Linked DNA regions of Homo sapiens: region 2 is linked to region 1. Evidence: read pairs that join two places in POLR2A ChIA-PET (ENCODE). Cell type or tissue: Panc1. All regions are shown on one strand. Links, peaks and the distances in the headings refer to the core of each region. The heading gives the core; the rest is flanking DNA. Region 1 holds the start of RHOG (ras homolog family member G). Region 2 overlaps RRM1 (ribonucleotide reductase catalytic subunit M1).

What was found. Peaks named below come from ENCODE experiments on the same cell type or tissue, not always from the same donor. Only the 100,000 strongest peaks of a DNase experiment are listed, where the experiment ranks them.
Region 2: POLR2A ChIA-PET joins it to region 1 with 19 read pairs; 14 of 35 experiments call an interaction of 5 or more read pairs at or near these places.

The regions. Positions count from the first base shown.
Region 1 is chr11:3,838,915-3,846,567 of GRCh38, forward strand. It overlaps RHOG (ras homolog family member G), which reads right to left and starts at 2,045. Exons shown (of 2, transcript NM_001665.4): 1 at 1,980-2,045. RefSeq lists an enhancer at 186-385 and silencers at 1,786-2,175, 2,226-2,275, 2,626-2,895, 2,936-2,985. In Panc1, for the core only: a CTCF peak has its summit at 2,815 (motif pointing left); DNase peaks (open chromatin) are centred at 2,355, 2,557 and 2,877; H3K4me3 peaks cover 2,492 bases; H3K27ac peaks cover 2,215 bases.
Region 2 is chr11:4,104,647-4,112,299 of GRCh38, forward strand. It overlaps RRM1 (ribonucleotide reductase catalytic subunit M1), which reads left to right. Exons shown (of 19, transcript NM_001033.5): 3 at 1,400-1,577; 4 at 2,789-2,889; 5 at 4,998-5,057; 6 at 6,955-6,994; 7 at 7,254-7,416. Among named protein-coding and RNA genes, the nearest start is that of RRM1, 14 kb to the left of the region's middle. In Panc1, for the core only: no CTCF peak of the experiment used is centred there; no DNase peak of the experiment used is centred there.

The sequences.
Region 1 (7,653 bases), core at 630-5,629:
GTATTAAGGATGCCTGAAGGCAGAGGGGTCAGTAGAACTCCAGAGGGCTTCCTGGTCACTAAGGCCCTGATGCAGATCAGGGCATGCGGGTACCCAGCCTAGGCAGGCCCCAGAAGGTAGCAGGAAAGGAGCAGACACTTTTGCCTCCGCCGCTTCTTAAGTCCGAAGTTAGACCAGCTGCAGTCTTTCCTCCAGAATCCTGCATTTGCCTCCTCCCTTTATTTCCATCACACCCAAGCTGGTCCCATTCTTTCCACCAGGTGATGCTGGAACTAGTAGGTAATGGAGTCAGGGACCTTCAGGCTGTCTTCCGGCTTCTAGGCCTGGCCTCTTGGTCAAGCACCACGGGTTGGGGTGATTTTGATTTCCCACGGCCTCTCTTACAAGTCTTATTCCTGTGTCACCCTACCCTGACTGCTACAAACGGCTTCCTCCTGCCTAACCACAACCTCACTCACTGCAGGTTCCCTTCATTCTGCTGGCTTCCCTTGCTCTGGGCCCTCTCAAGGCTGAGGGCAGTTATTTTGTCTGTAAGAGATAAAGATGTAGTCACACAGACACGCGCGCGCGAACACACACACACACACACACACACACACACACACACACAGGCTTTCCATCTCTTTAATCCATCTCTAAGAGATGAAGATGTAGATACACAGACACGCGCGTGCGAACACACACGCAAACACACACACACACACACACACACACAGGCTTTCCAGCTCTTTAATCCGTCTCTATCACTGGGAGGCTGCAGACTGCCTCTCCAAGCTAGGGAGGTTTGAAAAGACTCTAGAACTCACTAAGTCTTCAACAACTGATTCCAAAGCTGGAGATAAGTGGGTGGGAGGGAAGGATACAGAGAGGGTGACAGGCTGAGGGTTCAAAAGGAATGAGGGGTGATGGAAGAAACCAGGAGGTGCATGTGTGTGGGTGCCAGAGCTGGGAAGGGAAGGGATGGGGCAGGTTGCAGAGGACCAAGACGAACATGGGGCAGGGTAGGTGAAGACAGGTCAAGGCCTAGGTATGACCGTATGTTTGGAGGAAAAGAGACTGGAAGGGATGAGAAGAGAGTGATGGCGGATTTGTGGGTAGAAACTAAAGAAGGTGTGGAGGGAGACGACAGGAGCATGTGTATAATTCAGGGACTAAGAATGAAGAGGAACACTAGGAGATGGTTCTCAATTGTCCCCAAAAGACACAACAAAAACTTGTCAGGGACTATCAGTACCTCTGAATGAGAGTCCTTCCACTTCCAGTTACAGGGCAAGACCAAGTTACTCCCAAAAGAGCAAGGCCAGGCTCTGGTCAGCTAGGAACAGCGTCTGCTCACTAAATACCTACTGCTTGGCTCCAGGTAAGGTCGGGACTCAGGAAAACAGACATACAGACAACGACTGGGGTCGGCGGGGCTCCCCCACCCAACCCGGGTCCTCCTGAGTGCAGAGGGCCTTGGGGCTGCAGACCGAGTGTGGGTCTGTATTAGCATCCATCTGACAGGGAGAGAGCTTTCGGAGGCCCCAGACACCGCCCCTCTCACCCCAAGTGTCACAACTGCCAGAGCAGAGGGAGCGCCTTTTCCAGCCCAGAAGCCCTCTCCCCTCACGCACTTCTCAACACCCCCCCCACCAACTTCTGAGGACACCCCACCTGCGTCCGATCTCCCAGCTCTGAGCTCTTCCACTTCAGAGACACTTATCTTGGAGCCCGGGACCCTCCGACCTCAGGGGTCCCTCTCGGCTCCCTAGAGGCGGTACAGCCGCCGGGAAGCCACCCTCGCCGAGCCTCCGCCGGCTCGCAGTGGCCCCGTTCCCGCCCCGCCCGGCCGGCCGCGCCCGCCCTACTTGGACTGAACCGAGAAGCTCCCGCCCGCGGCCTCCGCCAGCAAACTCATGAGCCGGCGCCCGCGCCGAGTCCTGGGCCGGCCGGGCTCTCCTCCCCCGGACCCCTACCCGCCAGCCCCGGCCGGGCCTCACCTGGTGCCCTCCCCGAGGCGGGGGAGCTGGGGGCGGCGGCAGCGGCTCCGGGCTCGAGAAGGAAGTGAGAGCGGGAGGCCGGAGGAAGTGGGGGGGGCGGGCCGGCGAGGCGGGGCGGGCCGGGGCGGGGCCCGACCAGGAAGTCCGAGGGCCGATCTCCCCCTCTCCAGCCCCGGCCCGCCCCCAGCCTCGCCCCCGGCCCAGTCCCGGGCTTGCCACGTTCCCCTCCCAGTCCGCTGCCCCTGCGGTCAGTAAGTCAGGCCTCCCAAGGTCAAGTCTCTCCGCCTCCTCCTGGCCACCCTACCCCTGGAGGCCCTACCCTGGGCGCTAGGCGTTCGTCCTCTTCCCCCCATCCCGCCCCCACCAGCCTCCGCGGGAAGATGCTGAGAAAGGCGCCCCTGGGCCTGGTCCCTTCAGTCAACCCCAGGGATAGAGTGGTGGCCGAGGCTGGGGCAGTCCCCGCCCCTGCCCTGAGCCCCGGGGGAGTGCGAGGTGGTGGTGATTCAGCAGTGGGAAGGCCCCAGACCCCTGGGGAGGGTGGGGAGACTCGGGGGGAAGAGGAGCTGGCGTCAGCACCCAAGGGAAAGACAAGATCAGCAGAGGCGCAGGCGGAGCCGCGGGCCCCAAAAACAGGATGTCGAGTCGTCATTCAGCACCGTGCAGCCCTGCGAGGCCTGGCTCTGGGGAGGGGGCGGGGCGGACGGAGGACTTGGGGCTTCCCTCGCCCCCTCGCCCCCTGTTCTGCTGGGGCGCGCAGCTGCTTGGGGCTGAAGAGCCGCACCCAGGCCTGAGGTCCAGCTTGGGCCCCGGCGACCCGCGGGTGGGCGGGCTCATGGGCGCCCTCTGGTGCTTCGCTCCCTGGCTTTGCGCTCGGAGCTTTGACTTGAGAATCCATATCCTTCGTTCAGCACAAAGTTTCTGAGCGCCTACCACGTGGAGAGAGCTAAGTGCTAGGTGCTGTGAAGAAACACAGCGTTTAAGACAGGATCCCTGTCTTCCAGAAGCTTTTCAAATAAACGGATTGATTCCAGGAATAAATAGCTTAACCTTTCTGAGCCTCAAATCTGTCTTTGGTAAAATAGAATAATTATATTTCACCCCGTAGTTTTGAAGATAACATGAGAATGGGTGTAAAAGACCTGTTGTCAATGCGTATCTCAAACACTAAACAAATATCTTTTAAAAATATCATACCCTAAGAGTCTGGCGCGGTGGCGTCTGCCTGTAATTACAGAGATGGTGAAACCTTGTCTCTATAAACACAAACACACACATATTTTTTGACAGTCTCACGATGTCACCCAGGCTGGGGTGCAGTGGCACGATCTCGGCTCACTGCAATCTCTGCCTCCCAGGTTCATGCAGTTATCCTGCCTCAGTCTCTCGAGTAGCTGGGGTTACAGGTGCATGTCACCACACCCGGCTAATTTTCGTATTTCTAGTAGGGACGGGGTTTCACCCTGTTGGCCACGCTGGTCTCGAACTACTGATCTCAGTTGATCCACCTGCCTTGGCCTCCCAAAGTGCTGAGATTACAGGCGTCAGCCACCACACCCAGCCTACTTATATTTTTAAAAAAATAAATAGGAACCACGTAAGTAATTTAAAACTGTCTATTAATGACATTTCAAAAAAAGTAAAAAGAAACGAAATGAATTTTAACTATATTTGACTTAGCCATAGCCAAAGTATTATCTTTTTTTTTTTTTTTTTTTTTTTTTTGGAGATGGAGTCTCGCTCTGTCACCAGGCTGGACTGCAGTGGCGCGGTCTCTGCTCACTGCAACCTCCGCCTCCTGGGTTCAAATGATTCTCCTGCCTCAGTCTCCCAAGTAGCTGGGATTACAGGCACGTGCCACCATGCCTGGCTTATATTTGTATTTTTAATGGAGATAGGATTTCACCATGTTGGCCAGGCTGGTCTTGAACTCCTCACCTCGTGATCTGCCCGCCTCAACCTCCCAAAGTGCTGGGATTACAGGCATGAGCCACTGCGCCCGGCCTCAAAATATTATCTTTTAGCATGGTAATCAACATAAAAATTACTGGTTATAAAAATTAACTGGATATTTTGCATTCTTTTCTTGTACCAAGTCTTTGAAATGCGGTGTGTATTTTATACTTACAATTTGTCTCAATTTGGCTGGAAACATTTCAAGTGGTCAATAGCATGTGTAGCTGGTGGCTACTGTATCATCCTCAAAAACAGAGGCTTTATCAGATTCAGGCTGGTGAATGACTGTGTGGATGAAGTCTTTCTCAAAGATCCTTCTCTAGAAGCCTCCCCTGACCTGCCAGGCAGTGTTTGGGTCTCTTGTCTCCTCTTCGGTCTGGTCCCTGTAGCCCTTCAGACAAACTCCTCTTTGTGGAGGACATGAGAGCAGGAGGCACAAGGGGAAATTCTCATTCCCATCCATACACCATTGGGACCACTTGACATTGGGGTGCTTGGTATTTCATGAATAAAGAAAGGATTGTGAGCCCCAGAAATGACAGGGTTCAGAGGAACACCATACGCTAAAGCAGCTTCTATGACGCCATTAAAGATTATGTCCCAGCACAAAAGTTTTTTCTGGTTTGTTTGTTGTTTTTTTTTAGATGGGACTCTCACTATGTTGCCTAGGCTGTCCTGGAACTCCTGGGCTCGAGTCATCCTCCCACCTCAGCCTTTCAAGTAGCTAGGACTACAGGCACACACCACCACATCCAGCTCCAGAAGAAATGTTTCTGATATGTGTTCCTAGAATTCCCTTCCCAGGACTTAAGAACAGGAAAAACAGTGGAGCTATGGACTCTCTCCCCTTCAACCAGAGAAGGTTTGCTTTTTATCTGATTTATTTACTAGTATTCTGCATAGAGAGTTTAATTTTGTTTTTAAGTTTCCTGCAAAAAATATTTGAAAATCAATTTAAGGACATAGTGATAAGAGTAGGGAGCACATTAGGTGCTGCAGATTGAAAGACTGGATTGGCAGCCTGGGATCAGATTGCATTTCCTGAGCCTGTAAGTGTCTTGGGCTTGCCTAGCCCTGGTTTAGGAGGGAGAACCTGATCCAGCCTCAAAGATCTCATGGTCTGATGAAGTATAGGACTTTGCATATGAAGCTATCAGAAGAGGAGGAAAAAGTCCAAGGCTGGGCTTTAGAAAACCTTCAAGTCTGGCCTGGCACAATGGCTCACGCCTGTAATCTTAGCACTTTGGGAGGCTGAGGCAGGCGGATCATGGGGTCAGAAGATCGAGACTATCCTGGCCAACATGGTGAAACCCCGTCTCTACTAAAAATACAAAAATTAGCTGGGTGTGATGGTGCATGGCTGTAACCCCAGCTACTCGGGAGGCTGAGGCAGGAGAATCACTTGAACCTAGGAGGCGGAGGTTGCAGTGAGCCGAAATCGCGCCACTGCACTTCAGCTTGGCGACGGAGCGAGACTCCATCTCAAAAAACAAAAAACAAAAAAAAAAAAACCACAAACAAACTTGAAGTCTGTCTTGGCTCAGACAGACAGATTGAGATTTTAGGCTAGGCCCCACCCTTCTCTGTCTCAAACTCTTCCACTGGAAAACAGAGGTTGAACTAGATGATACCTTTGAGCTCTCATCTTCTATGATACACTCTTCAGAATAATAATTAAGGTTTATGCATATAGCATGTTGCTCATAGTTCTTTAATACCATTTAGGTCATCATGCTTTGTGCTCTAGTAAATTGCATCTGTGCCTAATATCTGTCTCCCCCACTGACTATAAGTCCTTTGAGGTTGCGTCTGATTCATTTCTGTGTCCACCCACTGGGCCTGACAGAGGCAGGCCTGAGCACACATTTGCCTTCACTAAACATCCATAATGTTAAATTGCTTTAATAAAGTACTAATATGTGTAGAACAATCAGACTCCAGGTAACTTGGAAACACTTTTGTGGCACAGGTATGGGAAGGGCCAGAGGAAAGGGAAGCAGGTGGACAGGTGGAGCTGTCCGTAAAGGCTTCTTGAAGGAGGAGAAATGCTGACTTGAAGAGGGTAGGAAGAGGGCACAATCCCAAATGGGCTGTTTCTTTTTTCTACTCTCTCACTAGCTTTCCCTGAATAGGTGAGTTCTTGGTAGGTGGTGTGCATGTATGCTTACAAGCAGCTGAGAGACAAGGACATTGAACCTGGACATTTAGAAGTGAGATAATATGAAAGCACTTGGTGGGGTAGAATAGAGATCACAGACAGGTTTTGGAGACAGATTAGGATGGTTGTAACACAGTATGGCCTTTGATTAGTCATATGAGATCTCCCATATTCATAAATATTCAATGTATATTTATTGAAAATCTTCTTGGTGCCAGACATAGTGTTACATGCCAATCATGAAGTAGAGAAAACTGCCCTGATATAACTGGTAAGGGAGATAGACCTTAAACAGGTAATCATACAAAAGTAGAGTGCTGCTGGGCATGGTGGTGTTTGTCTCCAGTTCTAGTTCCTCAGGGGGATAAGGCAGGAAGATTGCTTGAGCCCAAGAGTTTCAGACCAGCCTGGGCAACATAGCAAGAACATTTCTCCAGAAAAAAAAGTACAGAATACTGTAAGAGCATATAACAGAGCCAACTTCTCAGTCTTAGTTTCATTTTAAAATGGGAATGGCTGGGCGTGGTGGCTCATGCCTCTATTCCTAGCACTTTGAGAGGCCAAGGTGGGACAATCACTTGAGCCCAGGAATTTGTAACCAGCCTAGGCAATCATAGCAAGACCCCATCTGCATACACACACAAAAATTAGCTGGGCATAGTGGCACATGCCTGTAGTCCCAGTTACTTGCTAGGCTGAGGTGGGAGGATCACTTGAGTCTAGGTGTTTGAGGTTGCAGAGAGCTATGATCATGCCACTGCACTACAGTCTGGGTGACAGAGTGAGATCCTGTCTCTAAAAACTAACAAATAAAAAACAATAAAATGGGACTGGCAAGTGCTGCATGAGATTGTGAGTATTAAACGACATAATGCATGTGGAGCCCTCGTAAATTGCCCTAGGGTACAGCAAATAAACATTAGTTAATTTCTCCACACTCCCTTGATGTTTTCAGGTATCCCCCCGCCCTTGGTTAATTCTTCCCTCTCTCTCAATGTCAAAATGCTAAAGCTGACTAGTTTCCCTGAGAGAGGAGGGGACAGAGAGTGAGAGGAGAAAGGCCCTGAACTGATCTCACCAGTGCCCTGAGGATTCCAAAGGGGTCTTCCCAGCCTATTCCTCACTGAACTCCAGCTCCAGGAGCTCACCAGTGATCCACAGGGGTCTTGGCTTAGCCCCAGTCCCAGCCCCTTTAGGTTACCCTTAAATCTGAATTCTCTTTTGCCTCTGCTGTGGCTCCAGGGGACTCAGCCTTCTTGGGGCTCCTCTTGATCCTTTGGTCTTCCCTCTCTCAGCCAGCCTCAGGAGTAGAACACAGTTTCCTCTTCATTATTTCTTTTTTTTTTTTGAGACAGAGTCACCCAGGCTGGAGTGCTGTGGCACGATCTCTGCTCACTGCAACCTCTGCCTCCTAGATTCAAGCAATTCTCCTGCCTCAGCCTCCTGATTAGCTGGAATTACAGGCATGCACCACCACGCCCAGCTAACTTTTTCTATTTTTAGTAGAGACAGGGTTTCACCATGTTGGCCAGGCTGGTCTCGAACTCCCGACCTCAGGTGATC
Region 2 (7,653 bases), core at 1,671-6,670, 270 kb after region 1:
TAAAATAGGTATAGTAATAATCATCTCACAAAGTGATTGTGAAATGTCAGAGATTATCAAAGTTGATAATTACTTATCAACTTTGGTTGAGAATCATTTGAACCTCGGGGGCGGAGGTTGCACTTTGTAATTTGTGAAGTGCTAAAGAAAGTTGTCATTAAATTATCATAATTCAGCCCCAGACCTAATTTATACTTCTGTCTCCTTTAATTGGCCTGATTAAAGTTTGATTCATTTGCTTTTCTGTACTTACCTTATGTGGAATTTGGGAAAAGTAAGTATGGAGCTGGAGCCCTGATCACTTAGGGAGAATCTGAATGAAAAATGGGGAAACCCTTATATAGAATCAGTCTGTTGGGAGAATTTGAATGAAAAATAGGGAAATATAGAATCATTAGTATGTTTTCAGCTATTTCCCTGTGAGACTAATCGATTTAAAGGCTATACTTAGATTTTTTTTAATGACACTTTCATTTTATATGTAGTATACATTTTCTGATAGTTCTGCTGGATTATGCATTCTCATTACTAAGTTTCCCACTGCCCACCATTCTGAAAGATAAATTTTCAGAGAAGTAAGTTGTCTTGTTCTTTGTTTGAGACAGGGTCTCATTGTGTCGCCCAGGCTGGAGTGCAGTGCCATGATCATAGATAGCTCAGTGCAGTCTTGACTTCCTCAGCACAAGCAATCCTCCCACCTCAGCTTACCCTGTAGCTGCAACCACAGTCACTTACCACCATGACTGGCTAATTTTTTTATTTTTAGTAGGGATGGGGTCTCATTATATTGCTCAGGTTTGTCCCAAACTCCTGGGCTCAAGCGAGCCTCCTACCTTGGCGTCCCAAAGTGTTGGGATTACAGGTGTGAGCCACTGTGCCCAACCTGTCGTTTTTATTGTGATGTGAATTTGATTGTTTTCTTTTTTCTTTCCTTTTTTTTTTTTTTTTTTTTGAGACAGGGTCTCACTCTGCCACCCAGGCTGGAGTGCAGTGGCATAATCACAGCTCATTGCAGCCTCAGCTTCCCGAGTAGCTGGGATCACAGGTGTGTACCACCACACCCAGCTAATTTTTTTTATTATCTGTGGAGATTGGGGGCGGGGCAGGGTGGTCTTCCTAGCTTGCCCAGGCTGGTCTCGAACTCCTGGACTCAAGCCATTCTCCCACATTGGCTTCCCAAAGTGCTGTGATTATGGGTGTGAGCCACAACGCCTGGCTTTTTTTTTTAATAGTGTCGTGAACTGCTAAGCTTAAGTGATCTCCTCACCTCAGCCACTGAGTAGCTGGGACTATAGGCATGTACTACCACACCTGGCCATGATGGTTTTCTTAATTACTCTTTTAAGGAAGCTATTGTTTCTTGGGAAAGCTCAAGTAATTCTTGGTTTTATTTTTGTAGGCTCAGATCACCATGAAAGTAATCCAAGGCTTGTACAGTGGGGTCACCACAGTGGAACTAGATACTTTGGCTGCTGAAACAGCTGCAACCTTGACTACTAAGCACCCTGACTATGCTATCCTGGCAGCCAGGATCGCTGTCTCTAACTTGCACAAAGAAACAAAGAAAGTGTTCAGTGGTAAGTCTGGGGTGAAAAAGTAAAAATTTAGTACTCTCAGAAAAGTAATAAGGGTACTAGAAATAAATCTTGACTGTTTAAAGAAGCAAATATGGCTAGATGGGGTGGCTTACACCTCGAATCCCAGCAATTTGGGAGGCCAAGGCAGGCAAATCGCTTGAGTCCAGGAGTTTGAGACCAGCCTGGGCAATGTGGCGAAACCCCATCTCTACGTTTTAAGAAAAATCTAAAATTATAAAATAGACTAGGTGCAGTGGCTCACGCCTGTAATCCCAGTGCTTTGGGAGGCTGAGGCAGGTGGATCGCTGAGGTCAGGAGTTTGAGACCAGCCTGGCCAACATGGCGAAACCCTTTCTCTACTAAAAATACAAAAAATTAGCTGGGCGTGGTGGTGGGGGCCTGTAATCCCAGCTACTGGGGAGGCTGAGGCAGGAGAATTGCTTGAACCCGGGAGGCGGAGGTTGCAGTGAGCTGAGACTGTGCCACTGCACTCCTGCCTGGGCAACAGAGTGAGACTCCGTCTCATAAATAAATAAATAAATAAATAAATAGCAAATATGTAAATTAGTGGGAAAGAGCAGACTACAATTTCGTATTTCTCCATGCTGCCTATCTGCTGCATAAAAAGGTTGATGGATCTTTGTTCTTTTTTTCATTTTCTCTTTTTAAAATTTTTTTATTTTTTTTGAGATAAAGTTTTGCTCTTATCGCCTAGGCTGGAGTGCAATGGTGTGATTTCGGCTCACTGCAACCTCCGCCTCCCGGGTTCAAGTGATTCTCCTGCCTCAGCCTCCCGAGTAGTTGGGACTACAGGCTCCCATCACCACGCCCGGCTAATTTTTTGTATTTTTAGTAGAGACGGGTTTCACCGTGTTAGCCAGGATGGTCTCAATCTCCTGACCTCGTGATCCACCCGCCTCGGCCTCCCAAAGTCCTGGGATTACAGGCGTGAGCCACCGCGCCCGGCCCAGGAATCTATTTTAAACTACAAGAACTTATAATCACTTTAACTCTAGAAGATTGTTTCCTTAAATGAGGCATTACATATTTCTTCAACATATATGTGTTTATTGAGCACTTTATATGCTAGGCATTGAGGTGGGTTGAGATGACAAAAAGGGTTGAGAACCACTGTTTTCAACTATTACCTAAAGATTGAATTAGCTGTTAAGTGGTCTTGATATATTTTCATTTTTTGTTGTATTTTTTAGATGTGATGGAAGACCTCTATAACTACATAAATCCACATAATGGCAAACACTCTCCCATGGTGGCCAAGTCAACATTGGATATTGTTCTGGCCAATAAAGATGTATGTATAACACTTATCTGGTGGAAATTTTTTGAGAGTCTTTTTTAATAATGCACACATTTTAGAAAATTTAAACACTGCAAAAGATACAGGTAAATACTAATTCTGTTTCCTACCCTGATTCCTGATTTTCCTCTCTAGAAACAACTTTATCATTTTAAAATGTATTTTTCCAGAGCTATTTTGTACATACGTGTGTGCATACATGTGTATGTGTGTACATACATATTTTTCTTCTCAGTGGTACTGTACTGTGCATACAGTTTTCATTGATACTTTCTTCACTTGTAAGTATATCTTGTTTGTTCTATATCAGCCTTTATGAATTTACCCTTTTTTATAACAGTTGTATAACGTTCCATTTTGTAGATATATTGTCATTGTATGTATGTGTAAGAATTCCTTTAGTGATCAATATTTGTTTTTCATCTTTTCACTGCAGTGAATATTCTTGTATGGTAGGTGTTTTGCTCATAGATGAATATATCTGTAAGATAAATCCCTTCAGTAGAATTGCTGAGCCAATGTGTATATGAATTCAAAATTTTGATAGGCATTGCCAAACTGACTCCCAAAAAGGTTGCTCAGGTAAAATTTTACAAGCTCATGCTCAGCAACTTAAAAATTATCCACTTGTGTTTGAACCTGTTTCTTAACTAGATGCCAGAGGACAGAAGGGAAAAGATGTAGCCTAGCCAGCCCTTTTACACACAGGATTTATTTACCGTGTATATCTGGACAGATTAGAGACCAGTTTTAACTTTAGGTAATATAATGATTAGGCCGGGCGCGGTAGCTCACGCCTGTAATCCCAGCACTTTGAGAGGCTGAGGCGGGTGGATCACGGGGTCAGGAGATCCAGACCATCCTGGCTAACACGGTGAAACCCCGTCTCTACTAAAAATACAAAAAATTAGCCAGGTGTGGGAGCTGGTGCCTGTAGTCCCAGCTACTCAGGAGGCTGAGGCTAGAGAATGGCGTGAACCCGGGAGGCGGAGCTTGCAGTGAGCCGAGATTGGGCCACTGCACTCCAGCCTGGGCAACAGAGTGAGACTCAGTCTCAAAAAAAAAAAAAAAAAAAAAGAATGATTAATTGACTATCTCTCTAAACATGTATCTGATGTTAAAGAGACTAGGAGAAAACTGAGTTGTTTGTGTGTTGTTAATTTGTGTAATCTCGAAGACAAGTTGAAGACAAAAATACAGCAGCAGCAACAGCAAAACCTGTGTCTAAAAATATACCTATTGATAGTCAAGTATTTCAGTTCTCTAATATTCACACTGGGCCCATACCTGCCTTTGGCAACAAAGATGACCTTAAAATTTTAAGAGAAAAGGAAAGCAAGCTTTCGTATAGGTTTTTCTAGTCCTTAGATATGGATCATTATGTAGAAACACTGTCAGTATTTTGAAAACCTGGCTCCTTTTTTTTCTCTCCAAAATGATTATTTGTACGTTATTGCTTTTATTTTCCTCTGAATGACTTTGTAGCCTACAAAAACTCTGTAACAAGGACCAGTTATGCTCTAAAATCTTACTGTTACAATAGTTCTTTGTTGGAAACTTGTTAAAGGACTATAGATTTTGAAGAGCCTCAGAATTAACATAAGCCTGCTTCCTGTCATTGTTTATTATATATACTGTTATATACAGTTTGAAGTAGGCTAGCTTTTAAAATAAATATATATATATATTAGTAAATATGTGGTACCAATACTTTTGGATTAATAGCCAATCTAAAAACATGTTTAAGGATGATAATATAGTCCCATTTATGCTCATGTTTTTTCCCTCTTTCAAAACATACTATAAACATAATAGTAAAAGTTTGGAAAATCACATTTAATCTCACAACATATATTTATGTATTATCTTCTAGTGTTTTCATATACATGTTTTTAAACCTAATTAGGATACTTAATTTATATGTATTGTTTCTTTTTTTTAGAATGTTAGATGGACTTCTATTCTACAGTAATAATGCTTAGTGTTATCTCATTGTATCCTGTGTTGATTTTAGTTCTGGAGTCAGGGCCGAGAGATAAGAGATTTTGTGAAAATAAGTAATTATTTTAATTTAATTATGGGTTCTTTTTCACCCCTATCAGCGCCTGAATTCTGCTATTATCTATGACCGAGATTTCTCTTACAATTACTTCGGCTTTAAGGTAAATAATGGGTTTCAAGTATGTGGGAATTTATACTTAAATCATGAAATAAAGGATTTTGTTTATGTTTTGGTGACAGTTATCAAGGCCATAAGTTGTTTGGAGTTGAGATGGACCTGGGGAATTAGTGGGGTTAAGGTAGCAGTGGTGGTTTGAATTAAGGCAAAGGTAGCTTATCTATTTGCAGTTTTTGAATTTTCCACATATTACTTCTGGATTACCTGAGGAGTTATGCAGATAAATTACCATAAGTATTTCATAACATTCTAAGTATTTTTGCGTTGATAGGCAGTATAGTATAGTGTAGTGACTGAGAACATGAATGTCAGTGTCCACCTGAATTCCAGTCTCTGCTCTATTTCTTATTAGCAAGTTATTTAATCTCTCTGTGCTTGTTTCCTCCATTTTAGAATGGGGAGAATATAAAATTTCAACAACAAATTTAATTAAAAAAAAATTTTTTTTTTGAGTCTGTGTCTCACTGTGTTGACTAGGCTGGAGTGCAGTGGCGCGATCTTGGCTCACTTCAACCTCTGTCTCCTGAGTATAAGCAGTTCTCCTGCCTCAGCCTCCTGAGTGACTGGGACTACAGGCACACACCACCATGCCCAGCTAATGTTTGTATTTTTAGTAGAGACGGAGTTTCACCATGTTGGCCAGTCTGGTCTTGAACTCCTGACCTCAGGTGATCCACCCACCTTGGCCTCCCAAAGTCCTGGGATTACAGGCATGAGCCACTGCGGCCAATTTAGTTTAAATTTCAATTTAAAGTGCCTATAACAGGCTGGGCATGGTGGCTTACGCCTGTAATCCCAGCACTTTAGGAAGCCGAGGCGGGCTGATCACTCGAGGTCAGGAGTTCGAGACCAGCCTGGGCCACGTGGCGAAATGCCTTCTCTACTAAAAAATACAAAAATTAGCTGGGCATGGTGGTGCATGCCTGTAATTCCAGCTACTTGGGGGGCTGAGGCAGGAGAACTGCTTATACTCAGGAGACGGAGGTTGCAGTGAGCCAAGATCGTGGCACTGCACTCCAGCCTGGGTGACAGAGTGAGACTCTGTCTCAAAAAAAAAAAAAAAAAAAAGTGCCTGTAACAGACCAGGCACTGCTCTAAACAACATATACACTCATTTAATCCGCTGAGGAATCCCTGATGTATATGTTGCTCATTTAATCCCCATGAGGAGTCTTCAGGGGATTAAATGAGTGTAACGAGTGTATATGTTGCTTAGATCCGTGCCTAGTCTGTTACAGGCGCTTTTTAAGTGTTAGCTGTTGTGAAGTTGATGATGATGATGAATACTACAACTTCTGTTAATGTGTGTAGAGCTGGCTTTTTCCAGAAATTTTCATGCAGTCTCTGCCGAAACAAAAGTGCCAGTGAGGAGGCTGAGATGGGAGGATTCCTTGAGCTTAGGAGTTTGACACCAGCCTGGGCAACACAGGGAGACCATGTCTCTACAAAACGTTTTAAAAAGTTTTTTTTAAAAAAAGTGCCAATGATAATTCTGGCTAACATGACGAAACCCTGTCTCTACTAAAAATAGAAAAAAAAAATTAGCTGGGCCTGGTGGTGGGCGCCTGTAGTCCCAGCTACTCGGTAGCCTGAGGCAGGAGAATGGCATGAACCCGGGAGGCAGAGCTTGCAGTGAGCTGAGATTGCGCCACTGCACCCCAGCCTGGGCGACAGAGCGAGACTCTGTCTCAAAAAAAAAAAAAAAAGTGCCAATGATAATGTTCCAGATGAAGCTAGGAAGAGTAAATGTGCTATTCTTTTCATTTGAAATTTTATAGAAACGGCGAAGATTTAAAGAGATTGCCTTATTGTGGATGATATATCCACTGCGTCTTTAAAAACGGTGCTCTGAAAATTTTTTGTTGTTTCTCTCTTTCTAGACGCTAGAGCGGTCTTATTTGTTGAAGATCAATGGAAAAGGTGAGAAATGAACATGTTTGTCTGTTACATTTTCTACTCATTATATTGAATGTATAGCTTTGAGCTATAAGTCTTAATATTCTTGCTTAGACTCTAGATAACATTTTGGACTTTAGGTTTAGTTTGTGGATAATTGTCCTGTTTATTAGTATAAAGTTTTTCTAGTTTCCTTTTGGTGTCCTTTTCTGAAATTCAAATACGTATCTCAACCTACTTTTTCTGACGTCTCATCATGTGAAAACTCCTCTTTTGTCTATAGTGGCTGAAAGACCACAACATATGTTGATGAGAGTATCTGTTGGGATCCACAAAGAAGACATTGATGCAGCAATTGAAACATATAATCTTCTTTCTGAGAGGTGGTTTACTCATGCTTCGCCCACTCTCTTCAATGCTGGTACCAACCGCCCACAACTTTCTAGGTAGGTGTTTTGAGTAGGGAAATACGCCTTGACCTGAAGAAACTGGGCAGTTAGTTCATCACATAAAAAATAATTTAATGACCTTTTAGTAGCTGCCTGCTCTGATTAAATGAGATTTAGATTCTGGAAAGATCTCTGACTGTAATGTGGTAAATGAATTGGAGAAAAGGCAAATGCTTATAACAAAAATGTTCTAAAATTGATTGGATTGTGGTGATGGTTACACAAGTCTATGAG